Regions from separate parts of the Homo sapiens genome. Here region 2 is linked to region 1. A link is an interaction called in ENCODE POLR2A ChIA-PET data of the cell type or tissue named here. Cell type or tissue: A673. All regions are shown on one strand. Each heading gives the region's core, and the rest is flanking DNA. Links, peaks and the distances in the headings are about the cores only.

Region 1 (8,316 bases), core at 262-8,261:
ATGACAGGGCCAAATGGTGGAGGGCCTTGTGCGGAGATGTTGTACTGTCTTCTGAGGGCAAAGGGGAGCCAATGAAGCATGTATATCCAGGGAGATGGCATAATTTGAGGTACACTCGTAGATCACAATATTTCTTCATTTTAAAGATGAGTCAGAGGCCAGGCACAGTGGCTCATGTCTGTAATCCCAGCACTTTGGGAGGCCGAGGCGGGCGGATCACCTGAGGTCGCGAGTTTGAGATTAGCCTGACCAGCATGAAGAAACCCTGTCTCTACTAAAAATACAAAATTTGCCGGGCATGGTGGCGCATGCCTGTAATTCCAGCTACTTGGGAGGCTGATTCAGGAAAATTGCTCGAACCCAGGAGGCGGACATTGTAGTGAGCCGAGATCGCACCATTGCACTCCAGCCTGGGCAACCAGCGAAACTCTGACTCAAAAAAAAAAAAAAAAAAAAAAAAGATGAGTCAGGAACCAGACATGTGTTCCTCCAAACTCAGCCTCCCGAGTAGCTGGGCCTGCAGGCTACAGGCACAAGCCACTACACCTGGCTATTTTTTTTTTTTTTTTTTTTTGAGACGGAGTCTGGCTCTGTCGCCCAGGCTGGAGTGCAGTGGCGCCATCGCGGCTCACTGCAAGCTCCGCCTCCCGGGTTCACGCCATTCTCCTGCCTCAGCCTCCCGAGTAGCTGGGACCACAGGTTCCCACCACCATGCCCGGCTAATTTTTTTGTATTTTTAGTAGAGACAGGGGTTTCACTGTGTTAGCCAGGATGGTCTCGATCTCCTGACCTCGTGATCCACCCGCCTCAGCCTCCCAAAGTGCTGGGATTACAGGCATGAGCCACCGCACCTGGCCATGGCTATTTATTTTTATTTTTATTTTTATTTATTCATTTATTTATTTTTTGAGACGGAGTCTCGCTCTGTCGCCCAGGCTGGAGTGCAGTGGCACTATCTCGGCTCACTGCAAGCTCCGCCTCCTGGGTTCATGCCATTCTCCTGCCTCAGCCTCATGCCATTCTCCTGCCTCAGCCTCCCGAGTAGCTGGGACTACAGGCGCCCGGCACCACGCCCAGCTAATTTTTTTTTGTATTTTCAGGAGAGACGGGGTTTCACCGTGTTAGCCAGGATAGTGTCGATCTCCTGACCTTGTGATCCGCCCACCTCGGCCTCCCAAAGTGCTAGGATTACAGGCGTGAGCCACCACGCCTCGCTATTTTTTTATTTTTGTAAAGACAGGGGTCTCCCTGTGTTATCCAGGCTGGTCTCGAACTCCTGGGCTCGAGCAATGTTCCCACGTCCGCCTTCCAAAATGTTGGGATCACAGGCTTGAGCCATCGCACAGGGTCCTCTCTGTTCCTTTCCTTTCAGCATGCAGCACAATTTGTAATGATACATGTTTTGCAAATTTTATAAATGTTTAGTTATTTCAGGTCCATTTCCACTACTAGATGGGAAACTCCTTGAGGGAGGGGATATCTGTCTCCCTCAGGGTTGATCTTCCTTGTAACGTGTCTGACGCATGATCAACACTGGTTTAATAAATACTGTGCCTGCCAGGAGCAGTGGCTCACACCTGTAATGCCAGCACTTTGGAAGGCTGAGGCAGGTGGATCACTTGAGGTCGGGAGTTTGAGACCAGCCTGGCCAACATGGCAAAACCCCGTCTCTACTAAAAATACAAAAATTAGCCGGGCGCGGTTGCGGGCGCCTGTAATCCCAGCTACTCGGGAGGCTGAGGCAGGAGAATCACTTGAACCCGGGAGGCGGAGGTTGCAGTGAGCTGAGATCGTGCCACTGCACTCCTGCCTGGGTAACAGGGCAAGACTGCGTCACAATAAATAAATACTGTCCCCACTAAATATCTTCCAGTTCTCTACATGCTGTGACTGCCACTCCAGCCTGTCCTGCCACCTTTTCTCACTCCTTTCCTACCTAACTCAAACTCAGCCCACATTGAAGACTCCTGCTTCTCCAAACCCCTCCCCTCTCCATCTTGTTCTTTGTTCATTGTTTCTTCCATACAATAGAGCTCCTTTAAGGATCATCTCAAGCATTGTGACACATTTTCTGATCCCCAATACATGATCTGTCCCTGCTTTGAACCCCAAAGTATTTTGTAACTAATGACACTCCTATCCTGCCTTGCCTTAATCCTCACTTCTAGAGTAAGTGGGTGCTGATAACAACAGGGCTGAAAACCATGACCCTATAGTAATTTTTTAAAATCCCAGTACTTTGGGAGGCTGAGGCGGGTGAATTGCTTGAGGTCAGGAGTTCAAGACCAGCTTCGCCAATATGGTGAAACCCCATCTCTACTAAAAATACAAAAATTAGCCAGGCATGGTGGCATGCACCTATAATCTCAGCTACTTGGGAGGCTGAGGCAGGAGAATCACTTGAACTCAGGAGGTGGAGGTTGCAGTGAACCAAAATCGCACCACTGCACTCCAGCCTGGGCAACAGAGTGAAACTCTGTCTCAAAAAAATAAAAATAAAAATAAAAACAGGCCGGGCGTGGTGGCTCATACCTGTAATCACAGCACTTTGGGAGGCCAAGGCAGGCGGATCACCTGAGGTCGGGAGTTCAAAACCAGCCTTGCCAACATGGCACAACCCCGTGTCTACTAAAAATACAAAAAATTAGTTGGGCATGGTGGCAGGCGCCTGTAATCCCAGCTATTCAGGAGGCCGAGGCAGGAGAATCGCTTGAACCTGGGAGGCAGAGGTTGCAGTGAGCCGAGGTCGCGCCACTGTATTCCAGCCTGGGCGACAGAGCAAGACTCCATCTCAAAATAATAATAATAATAATAATAAAATTAAAAACCTAGTATGCATCAGAACCACAAGATGAGCTTATTAAAATACAGATTCTCAGGCCCGAAAGAGTGCTTCAGTAGGAATCTGTGTTATTTCAAGCATTCTTTATGACTTTGATGCCCACCAGGGTAAGAACATTATAATAAGTTAACTTAAAGTGACCAGAATCCCCAGACCTAAGGCTCACTGATTAAGTCTTAGGAAATGGAGGGAGTTCAGAGGTTGAATCCCCACCCTTCGTCCTCCAAGAGGTTAGATGAACAAAGACTCCAAAGTTTATTTGCCTTTCCTTTTTAATCCTCTTCTTACTCCAACTCTTTAAAAAAAAAACTGCCCAGAAAACCCAGTAATTAAGCAAAAGGGAGCTCAAAGAGCCAAGGCAAGCCAGCCCAAGAGTAGCAGGGTCCCTCCCGCAGGGGCCAAAGTCTGGATGCTGGGGTCTCCACTCAGAGCCTGGTAGTAAAAGCTGGTGCAGAATAAGGTCGTTCCGGAAGCTAGCAATAACCCAGCCTGAAGGAGACACAGCACAGAAAACAGGATTGTTAAGAACAGGGCAGGCTGAGAGGGAGTGTGTGGGGCTTGGTCAGGGTTAGGCGCAGGGAAAGATTACCCAGAGTGGCTTTCTGCAATGGGGCACCCCTAACAGGGCCAGGCTGTGTAAGAAGTGGTGTTTGTTGGCCTTGTCAAACAGCTGTAAGAAAAACAGAAACGAAGGGATGTCGTAGGCAATACAGGTACTGAGATCCCCTGATGACACAAGGGACCAAAGTTCCTTCCCCCACCCCACCCTTGAAGTCCCAGCTTGATCCCAGGCCTTTGGCTTACAGAGCCTTTGGCCTTTGCTGCTCCAGAGATCCGCGGCTCGCCCCACCCTCTCCCCGCCCACTTCCCCCAGGGACCCCAGACTTTGTGCCTTCGTAGACCCACGAGTCAGGGAGCCCCAGCGCAGTTACTTCACCTCCTTCCCGTAGGCATCTGGGAATTGGGCGCCTGTGGAGAAAAGAAGCAAAGGTTAGCGGTCCTAGTGCCAGCCCTGACCGCCCCCAATCCGGGGGGACCCAGGTGGACATTGGCGAGAAAGGGCACCCCCCCCCCCGCCCCAGGAAGCTTCCGATTGGTGGGAACACGCTCGGGCAGTACTGGGAACCAATTGGACCCAGCTGGGGGACTTTAAAAGGTTTAGGGCTCCGCGGACTGTCTGATAAACGAGAGGCCGGGCACCTCCCATAGGTTACGCCCTTGCAGCAGACCCCAGAGGACGCCCCAAGTACAGTCCCATCTTCGTCCCCAGCCCCCTGACCGTGCGCCCCGTAGGAAGCGAAGCCTAAGGCCGCAGCTCCGGACAAGGCGCCCAAGCGGCGGAAAGCTGCAGCTGGCCCGGCCATAGCTGTAGAACAGGACGCACCGGACCAACGCCGCCCAGGCCACCCAAGAGGCCAGCCAATCCCGACCGCCCATGCAAATAAGGTTCACAGGCGCCCAATCCGGGCCGTGTTCATTTCAGCATTGCGCTCTTCACCCGCCTTTGTAAAACCGCTGCAGAGTGGCGAAGACGTCTGGCGGGCGGAGAAACCAGCACCAATTAGGAACAGAGGAGCTAAGCAGTGGGGGGGCGGGGTTGAGGGCGGGACTAGGGGGATTTGCGTCAAGGATTGGCCCACTTTCCAAGTTGATCGCCTCTTCGAACCCCCCACCCCCATGCTCCGGCCAATTTCCAAAGATCCCGGTCTTCTCTCAAAGTTCCGCCCCTTTTTCCACAGGCTCCTCCTGTTCAGCTTCAAATCAAACCCACTACCAAAAAGAGGCGGCCCGAAAGATAGCAAAGCCCCACCTATTGCCAGTAAACCCCGCCCACTGCACAAATGGCCCCTCCCCCATGTCTGAAGGCTCCGCCTTCTTTGTATGATGCCCCGCCCCCTGTAGTTAAGATATTCTCCCCCCCGCCAGCCCTCCGAGACCGCGAGAGCCCCGAGGGTGGGAGATCCGGGGGAATGTCTCCACCCTGCCCTGGCCCGCTACGTCCATCTGTCCGTCTGTCCGCTCCCGCCTCTTCCCACCATCTCCAATCCCCCCATTCTCCGGAGGGCGGGCGGGCAGGCGGGTGCGAGCGGGGGGTGCGAGCGGGGGGTGTGCGCCGCTCTCTCGGCAGGGGGCGGGGGAGGCGGCCGCGCGGTGACGCGCGGGGCTGCTGCGGCTGCTCCGCCGGCGGATCATCACTCTCGGGCTGGGATGGACGCGGGGCGGGCCGGCCCTGGCGCGCGGAGCCAGGAGTCCGGGCCTCCCGGCTGCTGAGCGTCCCTCGAAGCCTCCCCTCACCCCCGCCTTCCCTCCTAGGATCCGCGCTGACCCCCGCCCCGGGGCTCTGGACTCGGCTCCCGCCCTCCTCTGACTCCCCGGACCTCCCCCTCACGCCCGCCCTCGGGATCGACTAGATCCCTCCCCCTCCCCGAGGATTCCGGCTGGATCCCTGCCCCTGCACCGCGGATCCTGCGCTCCCGGGCCCCGGGCCCCTGGGGATTAACGTGGACTCCTCCTCCAGCACCCGATCCTTAGGATCCTCCGCCTGGACCGCCTTCTGGTCCCTCGAAGCCGGCCCACGGAACCAGCGGATCCTCAATCTAGTCCTGTCCCGTTGCCCCCTCCTTTCTCTATCGTCCCTACTGCGGGGTTCCCTGTTCTCGGGCTCCCCCTGATCCCATCCCCTAGCTCTCCTTTTCCCGGGGATCGACTGGATCCCGGCCCCGCCCCCCGGGGCTGGGGCGATCCCCCTCCCCCGCCGGGTGAGGCGCTGCGGGCGGGGGCTGGGCCTGCGGGGCCGCGGGGGCTCAGAGGCCGCCGCCCCCTCCCGAAGGCCTTTCGCCCCCCACTCGGAGCCCTGGATGGAGGCACCACGGCCCCAGGGCTGAGCCAGGTAGGACCTAAGCCGGGTCGGTGGAGGGGGCTGCGTGGCGGTCCACTGGGGTCTCCCTCTCCCCATCTCCCTCCCTGCGCCTGGTTTCCCCCAGCCTGCTCTGTCTGCGTGTCTCCGCCTAGGGATGCTCTCGCCGTGTCTCTGCGTCTTGGTCTCTTTGTCTCTGCCTCTCTCCAGTCCATGAATGATCCTTTGAATGGGCCCACAGACCCCGTGTGTTCCCATCTCCCCCTCCCCCTCCTTCTCCCCTTCCCAGCCAAGCCATTTTCACCACTGCAGGAAGGGGGGGCCTGCGGCCTGAGCCCCCGTCCCTCAACTCTCCCCGGCTGGGGGAGTCAGGCCTGGGCAGGAATGGAGAGAGAAGGCAGAGGGATAGGGAGAAGGAGGAGGGAGCAAGATGTGGCAGACAGAGATGAGGAGAGAAAATGGGGGAGACAGTGATGGGGAAAGACAGGAGAGAGAGACAGAAGGCTTAAGGGGGAAATTTGGGGAAGGCATTTGGAGAGAGAGAAAGAAATGAGAAACACCAAGGAGAGAGATACAGAAGAGAAAGATGTAAAAAGACCGAGGGTGAGAGACTGAAGGCAAGAGCTGGGGCAAGCTGGAAGAGGCCCACAAAAGATGCTCCCAGGGAGCACTACGGAGAGGAGAGAGATGGGGGGGCCTCCAGTGGGAGGGAAGGAGGGAGCGGAGCTGGTGGGAGGAGGCCAGGGGCCCAGAGTACCCTCAAGAGGAGAGGGTGACTGAGGCAGATCTTGTTGTGGGGAGGGGGAGGGGGCAGCAAGGCCATGGTAGCTGAGCCCAGTCTGGCACAGGAAAAGGAGATCCTGGGGGAATCAGCCCCGAGCCACCTCCAGGTGATGGAGGAATAGAGGAGCCTTAGAGAAGCTGAAAGGCAGGGGGCATGACTGGGTGTGTGTGGTAAGGATTCCTGTGTCCTCATCTCTGGAATAAATTGACACCTGCAGAGAGCCACCCGCGGGCTGGCGCCTGGCTCTGAAAACCCCGCGTCAGCAAACAGCTCTGGCGGCTGGTGGGGGGGCGGGGGGGGGGCTTGCCGAAATGACCTGGGTGTCTGCCCCTCCGGTCTGATCTTCTCCCTTGGCTGGCCCCTGCTGCCCTGAGCACCCAGGCATCAGAGCAGCAACTGTAGGGGGGGTGGCAAGGGGAAGGGTAGGTGAATGGATGGGTTGGGATGGGAAGAGAAGAAAGCTCAGTGTTGCCCCCAGGACATGGGTCACAATGGCTTGCAAAGATGAAAAGGTGGTGGGGTCCAAGGTTGCTTGAAATTGCTGGAGGGGGGCAGTCAGTAGGCTCCTGTGATGTCTCTTCAAGCCCACCTCAGCACCCCCTCTCCCAAGCCAGAGGCCTGGTCACTAAGGCTAGGCTTTGATTGGCCAACAGGCAGGGCTTTTAGCGTTCTTGGTGCCCCCAATCTCCCCCTCCTCTCAACATATATACTTCTTCCTCTATGTTAAGGTTGGGGGGAACTCTTGCATTCTGACTCACGCCTTTGCCCTCCCCTTCATGCCCTGAATGGACCACCAAACCAAGCCAGCCCCTTCCCGTCTTCCTCCAGAACCCCCCTCCAGGGTTAAAGCTGCAGCCCGTTGCCGAGGTAACATTGCGGGGCAGCATCCCGTCACCCGGCAACCGGCTGCAGGATCACGCATCTGTCCCTGGATTTGCCCCTCCAGCGTCCCCTCCCTACTCTAACCCCAGCCTCAAGGTACCCCAACTTCTGACGGAGGAAATGGAGAGAGTCTGGGGAGAGAGGGGTCGCAGGCAGCACAAATCCTTAGCGAATGGTGTGTTGAAGTGGGGATAAGGTGCTAGGTTTGTGCAGTCCCAAGAAAGGCCTGAGTCTGGCCTGGGGTGGGGGTTCAGCGCCATGAAATTACAGCTCAGGAGTAATTAACACATATAAACAAACCTGCCTCTTCCAGCTAATTAATGACTTGGTATTTTTGTTTTCTCTTCCTTGTCTACCTCATTCCCTCCCAGGGAGGTGGGAGCTGGGACTCCTGAGTCCCTGAGGAGAACCTGCCTGGGAGGGATACATCAGCTGGAAGGGAGCATGCTGGGTCTGGAGAGCTGACCCGCCTCTCCTCTGGCTGGGTCCTGGACTTGAACCACATCTGGGCCCCACCCCCAACCTAGGCGTCTGCTGAGGGGAGAAGGGCTGCTGGGTGGGAGTGGGGAGGTGTCAGGGGGCCTGTGGGTGGGAGAAGGGGGCAACTTGGTCTGAATTCCAGGTCACTAACCACTTGTCTCTTCTGTTTCCCCATTCCTTTCTGTCTGCCCCATCCAATTTCCCTTGCCCTCTTCCACCTCTGTATTTTTCTGTCTGTCCGTCTGTCTGTATCCTGCCTCCCTGCCCCTCTCGCTCCACCCCCCGCAGGTCGGGCCTGCCTTCACCTTCTCCCATTTCCTTCCCCTTCCCCACCCCGTGCCCCCTCCATGGAGAGGAACAGACCCCTTCTCTGTCCAGTCTAACCCAGGTCCCTCCCCAACCCCCTCCTCCCTCCTTTCCCCCCGCCCCTCCTCCCTCCTGGGGCGAGGGGGGCCTCCCTCCCTCTCCCCC
Region 2 (8,316 bases), core at 317-8,316, 250 kb after region 1:
GGAGGCTGAGCTGGGAGGATTGGATCACCATGATCACGCCACTGCACTCCAGCCTAGGTGACAGAATAAGAGACTATCTCAAAAAAAAAAAAAAAAAAAAAGAGTAAGTGGGAGTGCTGACAGCTGAGAGACCACACTCTCCACTGGAAGCAGAACTTGGCTATGAACGTGGAAAGGAAGCAATGGCATTGTAGGAGGCATGGATGATCACCATACCTTACCAGATCTTTTCTTAGTCATGTCCCTGTTTTGGCCACTTACGCTGGCAACAATGACATAGAAGGAAAGGGAAGGCTGAGGCAACCCATAGTTCCTTTTCCTTTCAGTCCTTCCTTCCTTATCAGGAAGCTGAAGATAGAAAAATGTTAGGCGGGGCTCACACCTGCAATCCTAGCACTTTGGGAGGCCAAGATGGCAGGATTGCTTGAGGCCAGGAGTTTGAGACCAGCCTCGTCAACACAGAGACCTCCATCTTTGTTTTTTAAGAGACCCCCCATCTCTAAAAAAGAAAGAGAAAGAGACCGGGTGCGGTGGCTCACGCCTGTAATCCCAGCATTTTGGGAGGCCGAGGTGGGCGGATCACGAGGTCAGGAGTTCCAGACCAGACTGACCAACATGGTGAAATCCCATCTCTACTAAAAATACAAAAATTAGCCAGGCGTGGTTGTGCACGCCTGTAATCCCAGCTACTCAGGAGGCTGAGGCAGGAGAATCGCTTGAACCCGGGAGGTGGAAGTTGCAGCGAGCCAAGATCGCGCCATTGCACTCCAGCCTGGGCGACAGAGTGAGACTCCGTCTCAAAAAAAGAAAAAAAAAACATGTAAACATTAAATAGCAAAGAAAAAAACACCATGAGAAAGCCAGGTGTGGTGATGTGTGCCTGCAGCCCCAACTACCTGGAGGCTGAGACTGGAAGGTCGTTCATGGACATGCTGGGTACGGTGGCTCACACTTGTGATTTCAGCACTTTGGGAGGCTGATGTGGGTGGATCCCTTGAGTCCAGGAGTCCAGGAGTTCCACACCAGCCTGGCCAACACGGCAAAACCCTGTCTCTAGTAAAAATACAAAAATTAGCCGGGCATGGTGGCCTGTGCCTGTAATCCCAGCTACTCAAGAGGCTGAGACAGAAGAATTGCTTGAACCTGGGAAGTGGAGGTTGCAGTGAGCCAAGATCGCGTCACTGCACTCCAGTCTGGGTGACATAGCAAGACCCTGTCTCTAAAACAAAAAACCATGAGAAGCTGAAAGAACTATGGATGAAAGGAAAATAGTTTAGGCTGGGTGCGGTTGTTCACACCTGTAATCCCAGCACTTTGCGAGGCCAAGGTAGGTGGATCATTTGAGGTCAGGAACTCAAAACTAGCCTGGCCAACATGGTGAAATCCCATCTCTACAAAAAAATACAGAAATTAGCCGGGCGTGGTGGTAGTCCCAGCTACCCGGGAGACTGAGGGAGGAACCGCTTGAACCCTGGAGGCAGAGGCTGCAGTGAGCAGATATCATGCCACTGCACTCCAGCCTGGGTGACACAGTGAGACTCTGTCTCCAAAAAAAAAAAAAAAAAAAAAAAAAAAAAAAGTTTATATTTTAGTGCCTCTAAGGGCATTTTTTCCCCTAGGTTTTGAACAAGGGTCCCTGCATTTCCATTTTGCACTGGATCCTGACAATTATGCAGCTGGCCATGCTTCAGTCTATTCTGCAGCAGATTCGGGATTAATTTTCTCAAAATACAGCTTTAATTAGGCCACTCCTCAGCTGAAAGTTCTTCAGTGGCTTCTTATTAGCCTGTAGGATAGAGTCCTGATTCTTCAGTCTAACCTGCAGGGTACTCCGCAATCCACACCCATGCTGTGTCCCCAACCTCCTTTCCCACTAGTCTCCGACTAGTTCTCTCCTGGAGCCAAGCCAGCCACTCCTGGGGTAGACTGTGCTTACTCCTGACTTCACACCTCTGTGCCTTTCATTCCTTTGTCCTGGAAGACTACCTACCCTTCAGAGGCCAGCCCCAACTCCCATTCATTCATTCATTCATTCAATGCATACCATTTTTTTGAGATGGAGTTTTGCTCTTGTCCAGGCTGGAGTGCAGTGACACAATCTCGGCTCACTGCAACCTCCACCTTCCAGGTTCAAGCAATTCTCTTGCCTCAGCCTCCTGAGTAGCTGGGATTACAGGCTCCCACCACCGCACCCGGCTAATTTTTTTAGTTTTAGTAGAGACGCAGTTTCACCATGTTGGCCAGGCTGGTCTTGAACTCCTGACCTCTGGTCTCGAACTCCCTTGCTCAGGTGATCCATTGGCCTCGGCCTCCTATAGAGCTGGGATTACAGGCATGAGCCACTGGGCCTGGCCGAGATAATGATTTTTTTTTTCTCTCTTTTTTTGAGACGAAGTCTCACTCTATTGCCCAAGCTGGAGTGCAATGGCGTGATCTCAGCTCACTGCAAGCTCCGCCTCCCGGGTTCAAGCAATTCTCCTGCTTCAGCCTCCTGAGTAGCTGGGACTACAGGCACCCACCACCATGCCCAGCTAATTTTTTTTTTTTTTTTTATTGAGACGGAAGCTCTGTTGCCCAGGCTGGAGTGCAGTGGAGCGATCTCGGCTCACTGCAAGCTCCGCCTCCCGGGTTCATGCCATTCTCCTGCCTCAGCCTCCCAAGTAGCTGGGACTACAAGCTCCCGCCACGACGCCCAGCTAATTTTTTTTTTTTGTATTTTTAGTAGGGACGGGGTTTCACTGTGTTATCCAGGATGGTCTCGATCTCCTGACCTCGTGATCCACCCACCTCGGCCTCCCAAAGTGCTGGGATTACTGGCGTGAGCCACCGCGCCTGGCCTAATTTTGCATTTTTAAGTAGAGACGGGGTTTCACCATGTGGGCAAGGCTAGTCTCGAACTCCTGACTTCGTGATCTGCCCGCCTCGGCCTCCCAAAATGCTGGGATTACAGGCATAAGCCACCGTGCCCGGCTTGAGATAATGATTCTTAACATGTGGTATGTAGAGCAAGTGTACTCCCGCCCTAGACTGTGAGCCCCGTGAGAGATGTGGCTTCAGTGTAACCTCTCTGGCCTCCCCAGGGCTACAGCACACAGTCTATAGAGGTGCTCAATAAATGTTTGTTGACCCAAGTAGACACATAAGGAGGTGAGTTCCGACGTGGGGGTGGGGGTGCCAGGAGGCAGAGAACCGAAGTAGACCTGGCTGCAGGGCTGGGATCTCAGGGCAGTGCTGGGGACTGGGAATGTGGTGTTGAGAGGGCTTCAGGGAGACGTGATGGGAAGATGGGGAAGCCTCTGCACGTGGACAGAGCCAGGTGGTGTGGACAGGGGCTGTGAGATTGGAGAAGGAGGCGTCTGGGGGACTGGTAGCGGCTCCCAACAGGGGAACGTCCCTCTGGGGGTGGCCTTTATCCATCTCTGCGGGGCCTGTCCTAGCTTCCCTCCTGGCTCGGCCAGCCTCCCGGCTGGTCTCTTCGCTCTCTTTCTTGATCTCTAGCTCTTTATTCCTCTGACATTCTGCCCCATCTGCTCCCGGACTCTTCCGCCGCATCTGTATCTTAGTCTCTTTCTAACTCCCTGCCTGGGGCCCCCACCTTTGAGCATATATCGGCTTCTCTCTCTGCCGTTGTGTTTCTCTGGGGTTATCTTTCCCTCTACTCCGCCCGGACACGCCCTCTATCTCTTCCTCCCACCCTGTCCCAGTCTAGTACCTGGGGTGGGGGTAATGGAGAGACAGCTAGGTCCCTAAGAGAAGTCAGGGGGGCGGGCCCAACCTCTCCATATTTACATATGTATGAGGTCGCCTGGGCCAGTGGCGAGGAGGCGGAGCTTCTGGGGGTGGGAAGGGGGCGGGCACCCCCAGAGCCGCAGAGTATAAAGACCGCGCTCGGCGACCGCGGGCCTCGCACTGCTGAGGAGCGGAGCCTCCGCCTGGGGGGCCCCCCATCCCTGGCTGTCCCCCAGCTGCGCGTCCCCGCCCCACCCCCGCGGCTGAGCCACCACCGGTGCAGTGGTCTCCGCTTGGCGGAGCGAGCCTTGAGCTTCGTTCCACAGCTTCTTTGCATCTTGGATTTCGGGGCGGCCCCCTCCCCCACCTCTCTCTGCCTTTTTGTACCCCGCTTTTTTTCTGCGTTCTGCTCGGTTTTTGTAGCCGTCTGTTTTTGCACCCCATTTCGTTTTGTTTCTAGACGGTTTGGTGGGGGGTGAAGCTGCATTCATACCCCTTCCTCTTGTTATTCTCCCCTGCTCTGACAGCACCCCTTTTCATCGCAGTTGGGGGGCCTAGGATCGGTGCATCTTCCGCCGCGCTGCCAGCACCCCGCAGCGCGTGGTCGTGCACCCCGGAATCTGCAGCAGCTGCATATCTGAGGGGGGTCTCCTTTGCCCGCGCCGCCTTCGCTCCCCGTGCTTTTGGGTGTGTGGAGGGCTTCAGCGCGCGGCGCCCCCGCTTCTCCGCAACCCCCCGCCCCGCGCCCGGACTCGCCCCGCGCCACCAAGATGGTCATCCAGAAAGAGAAGAAGAGCTGCGGGCAGGTGGTTGAGGAGTGGAAGGAGTTCGTGTGGAACCCGAGGACGCACCAGTTTATGGGCCGCACCGGGACCAGCTGGGGTACGCAGGGCCGGCACGCAAGGGGCGGGGGAAAGCCGCGGGGCGACGCCTCGGGGGCGCAGGGTCCCGCCGACGCGGCCCCAGCTCCCCTCCCGGGTCCCCGGCGTCCAGCCTCCCTGCCGGGCTCTGGGCTGGGAGGGGGCCGAATCGCCAGTCTAATCTCCCCGGCTGGCCGTGCGGAGGCGGAGAAAGTAGGTCACAGCCGCCTTCCCGCCCCCCGCGGAGCCCCCTCGGGCGGGGGGTCGCCAGCTCCGCCTGCGTGTCCGCGCCGGCGCTCACACTCCCTCTCGGGGCCTGTCCGCTCCACACGGGCGTCCCCCACCTCCAAAGAGCGCCCCTTCCCTCCCTCCGGCTCTCACTAGCTCCGCAGCCCCGTCTATTTTTAGCTCGTGCCCACCCCCTGGACCCTGGGAACGTTCATGAGGGGGCGGGTCTTGGGGGGTGTGTTAGGGGGGTTCTTCACGGCGGAAGTTGTCTGTATCCCACCGCCTGGCCTTGGGAGCCTTCTGGGACTGCTTTGTGGGTTGGGGGGCTGCTGATAGTATGAGTTTTACCGAGGCTGCAGGTTTTGCTCCCATGTCGGTGACGGAGGGAGGAGTGGTCGCTGTGGTGATTTGTGTGCATCAGCCAGCCAGGTGTCTGTGACAGTCGGATGACTTGGAAGCCTCCCCAGGCTGACCATGGCAGGACTCAGGGAGCTGTAGTGGTCGGGGGTTGGGGGGGTGGAGGGGGTCTGGTGACCGGCACAGGTGCAGGTGAGGGGTGGAATTCTTCCAAGAGGGATGGTCAAGCTGGGACGTTGAGACACAGGGGACAGAGGACACTGTGTGACACGATTTACAATCTTTCCACACTGGGCACCGTCCCCATCAGTCCACCCATTCGGGGCCTACACGAAGTGGGTCCCATGCAATCCATTCCCTCAGGGAACTCAAACTCCAGCCCCTGGGATGAGAAGAATCCAGCAATGCTTGGGAGAGCCAGAGGACTTCATGGAAGAAGTGTCCTCTGAGATGGAAGGATTGGGAGTCCAGGGTGGTGGGAACAGCCGGCCCTTGGGTCCTTACTTCAGGCGGGGGAGCCATGGAGAGATCCCACCAAGGGAAGGCTGTGGGAGATTCTGCCTTTCCTCCCTGCCTCTGCCCAGGGTGCTGGGTGTGAACTGAGGGTGGGGTGACTGTTGAAGGTTCTAACAAGCCGTCTCTGAGAGATTTGTAGCTAGGCTAGTGTTAGGTCTTTCATTTCAGGAACTGTGTTCAAAGTTTGGCTTCTGAAGGGCACCAGGAGAGAGATGTTGCTATTCAAATCTGAGGGTCCAGTCTCTGCGGGGTGGTATGAGGGTTTGCTTGTGAATGGTGGCCAGTACCCGCTTTAAAAGGCACCATGCTAGCACAGCTTTAAGCATGAGTACGAATGCAGAGGTAACAGATGTGTGCCTTGTCAGGACTATGCATGGTTGAGAAGTTGGAAATGTAATTGGAGGCAAAATAACAGACCTCCACAAGGTCGGGCTTCACTGTGCCCTAGGACCAGGAGGGGGCTGGGAGTCATGGCTAGAAGCCAGACACAACTGCCTGTTTCCAGTTTGTCTCATTTTGCCTCCAGAGGAAGGCTCTAAGACATCCCTGTGGCTCTGTGATCAGTCCCAGTGCAGAACTTCAGAGTGGGTAGAGGGGTGTGTGGGGATAGTTGAGGTTATGGTGGGAACCTTGGGCCCTGCTGACCCTGTTTCCTCCTCCCTAGCCTTTATCCTCCTCTTCTACCTCGTTTTTTATGGGTTCCTCACCGCCATGTTCACCCTCACCATGTGGGTGATGCTGCAGACTGTCTCCGACCATACCCCCAAGTACCAGGACCGACTGGCCACACCGGGTGAGTGTGGAGGCTCCCCCTGCCAGCTACTCTAACTGCTCTTGTGCCCCCAAACCTCCAGAAGGAACTCATAGTTCCTTCCAGGAGTTTGATTTTGATGACCCAATCCCCACGTGCTTGGAAGTTCTTGAAATCTGTCCACCTTCCCATTTACTGCAGTTGGGAGCTGTGTGATTTGGGCATGTGGCAGATAGCCACAGGAGATCACCCTCCCATGAAGACGATCTCAGATATTCACCGCTGTCCCCACTCTGGTGTTCCCTGTGTCCATTTTCTTCCCTCTGTGTGCAGTCCCTCATCTTATAGATACCCCCAACTTCTGCCTTTGTTGGCTGTAGGCTTGATGATTCGCCCCAAGACTGAGAACCTTGATGTCATTGTCAATGTCAGTGACACTGAAAGCTGGGACCAGCATGTTCAGAAGCTCAACAAGTTCTTGGAGCGTGAGTGTGGGCCTGGTTATGTGTCAGTTCAAGACTTCGGGCAGGGGACTGGGGACCTTGGAAGTGGAACATCTGGCCCCTGAGTCTCTCCCTCCCACCTCTTTAGCTTACAACGACTCTATCCAAGCCCAAAAGAATGATGTCTGCCGCCCTGGACGCTATTACGAACAGCCAGATAATGGAGTCCTCAACTACCCCAAACGTGCCTGCCAATTCAACCGGACCCAGCTGGGCAACTGCTCCGGCATTGGGGACTCCACCCACTATGGTTACAGCACTGGGCAGCCCTGTGTCTTCATCAAGATGAACCGGGTATCTATGACCTTGGTCCCCAGGGTGAATGGAGGAAGGATCTGGGGACACCACCTGCAGACAATTGCATCCTTTCACTGGGGCTAATGGGCATGAGAAAGACTTGGATGTTTGTGTAGCTGAGAGAAAAAGAGAGGTGGGACTCTTGGAGGCTAAGCTCTGCAGTTAGAAGGCTGGATGCCTTTTGTTTTTTTTTTAGACAGGGTCTTGCTATGTTGCCCAGGCTGGCCTTGAACTCCTGGAATTAAGCTATCCTCCCGCCTCAACCTCCCTAGTAGTTGGGACTACAGTCCCCGGCTTAGCTTGGTCTGGATGCCCATCTTCGACAACTTCTTCCTCTGACTCTCTTCACCTTCCACCCTCACTCCAGGTCATCAACTTCTATGCAGGAGCAAACCAGAGCATGAATGTTACCTGTGCTGGGAAGGTGAGTTCGTTGGGCCTTGTCTGCCTGCTCACCTGAGTGGCTCACCTGAGTGTCCTTCATGGTTTCTGTGTAATTCACCTGTCTCTCCCTATCTTCTTTGCTCCTAGAGGCCCCATCACCATAGAAACAAGGGGGTAAGAGTGGGCTTTTGGGCTCCACTGTAGCTTGAACTCCGAGGGCCCCGCACTCCTCTTGCTTCTCTCTGGGATGCAGAGGCCTGCTCTCCTAGGGGCCAGACACACGCCCTCCTCCACCAACGCCCTGGCCTCTGGCTTCTCTCCCTAACGCTTCCACCTTCTCCTTCATTCCCAGATTGTCCGTATCGTTCGCTCTCCCTCCCATATGGCCCCCACCCGTCAGTTCCTTCTAGGTGTCTGGTAGCTGCTGATCTGTTAGCACCATCTGCCACCAGTTCGTTGTCCTTGGGACCCTGTTCCCCGCTTCCCCCCCGGTCTGTCCTTTCTAGAAACTGGCTGCTCCCTCCACATCCCCTTCCTTGCTTCCTATTCAACCCTTAATCATGTATCTCTTCTTTCTTGGCTCTGCTCCAGAAACTGATTCCTGAGGATGGGGTAAGAACTTGGGGTAGGAGTGGAGTAGGAGGCTTTCGTGCCATTAGCAGCCTTCAGGAGTTCCTAGAATGATGACAGG

What was found. ChIA-PET counts read pairs that join two places held together with the same protein. Peaks named below come from ENCODE experiments on the same cell type or tissue, not always from the same donor. Only the 100,000 strongest peaks of a DNase experiment are listed, where the experiment ranks them.
Region 2: POLR2A ChIA-PET joins it to region 1 with 10 read pairs; 6 of 35 experiments call an interaction of 5 or more read pairs at or near these places.

Annotation. Positions count from the first base shown.
Region 1 is chr17:7,399,879-7,408,194 of GRCh38, forward strand. It overlaps TMEM256 (transmembrane protein 256), which reads right to left and starts at 4,219. Exons shown (of 4, transcript NM_152766.5): 1 at 4,122-4,219; 2 at 3,780-3,811; 3 at 3,432-3,512; 4 at 3,097-3,331. The coding sequence starts at 4,206. The coding sequence ends at 3,188. It overlaps NLGN2 (neuroligin 2), which reads left to right and starts at 7,967. Exons shown (of 7, transcript NM_020795.4): 1 at 7,967-8,316. TMEM256-PLSCR3 (TMEM256-PLSCR3 readthrough (NMD candidate)) reads right to left here and starts at 4,253. Exons shown (of 10, transcript NR_037719.1): 1 at 4,122-4,253; 2 at 3,780-3,811. RefSeq lists an enhancer at 4,028-4,207 and a silencer at 4,698-5,027. In A673, for the core only: no CTCF peak of the experiment used is centred there; DNase peaks (open chromatin) are centred at 3,723, 4,493 and 5,283; H3K4me3 peaks cover 3,180 bases; H3K27ac peaks cover 3,326 bases.
Region 2 is chr17:7,647,020-7,655,335 of GRCh38, forward strand. ATP1B2 (ATPase Na+/K+ transporting subunit beta 2) reads left to right here and starts at 3,907. Exons shown (of 7, transcript NM_001678.5): 1 at 3,907-4,611; 2 at 6,355-6,483; 3 at 6,822-6,926; 4 at 7,033-7,238; 5 at 7,609-7,665. The coding sequence starts at 4,500. RefSeq lists silencers at 861-1,070, 3,817-3,966 and enhancers at 2,559-3,059, 3,060-3,560, 3,835-4,477, 8,177-8,316. In A673, for the core only: no CTCF peak of the experiment used is centred there; DNase peaks (open chromatin) are centred at 3,782 and 8,212; H3K4me3 peaks cover 1,513 bases; H3K27me3 peaks cover 1,429 bases.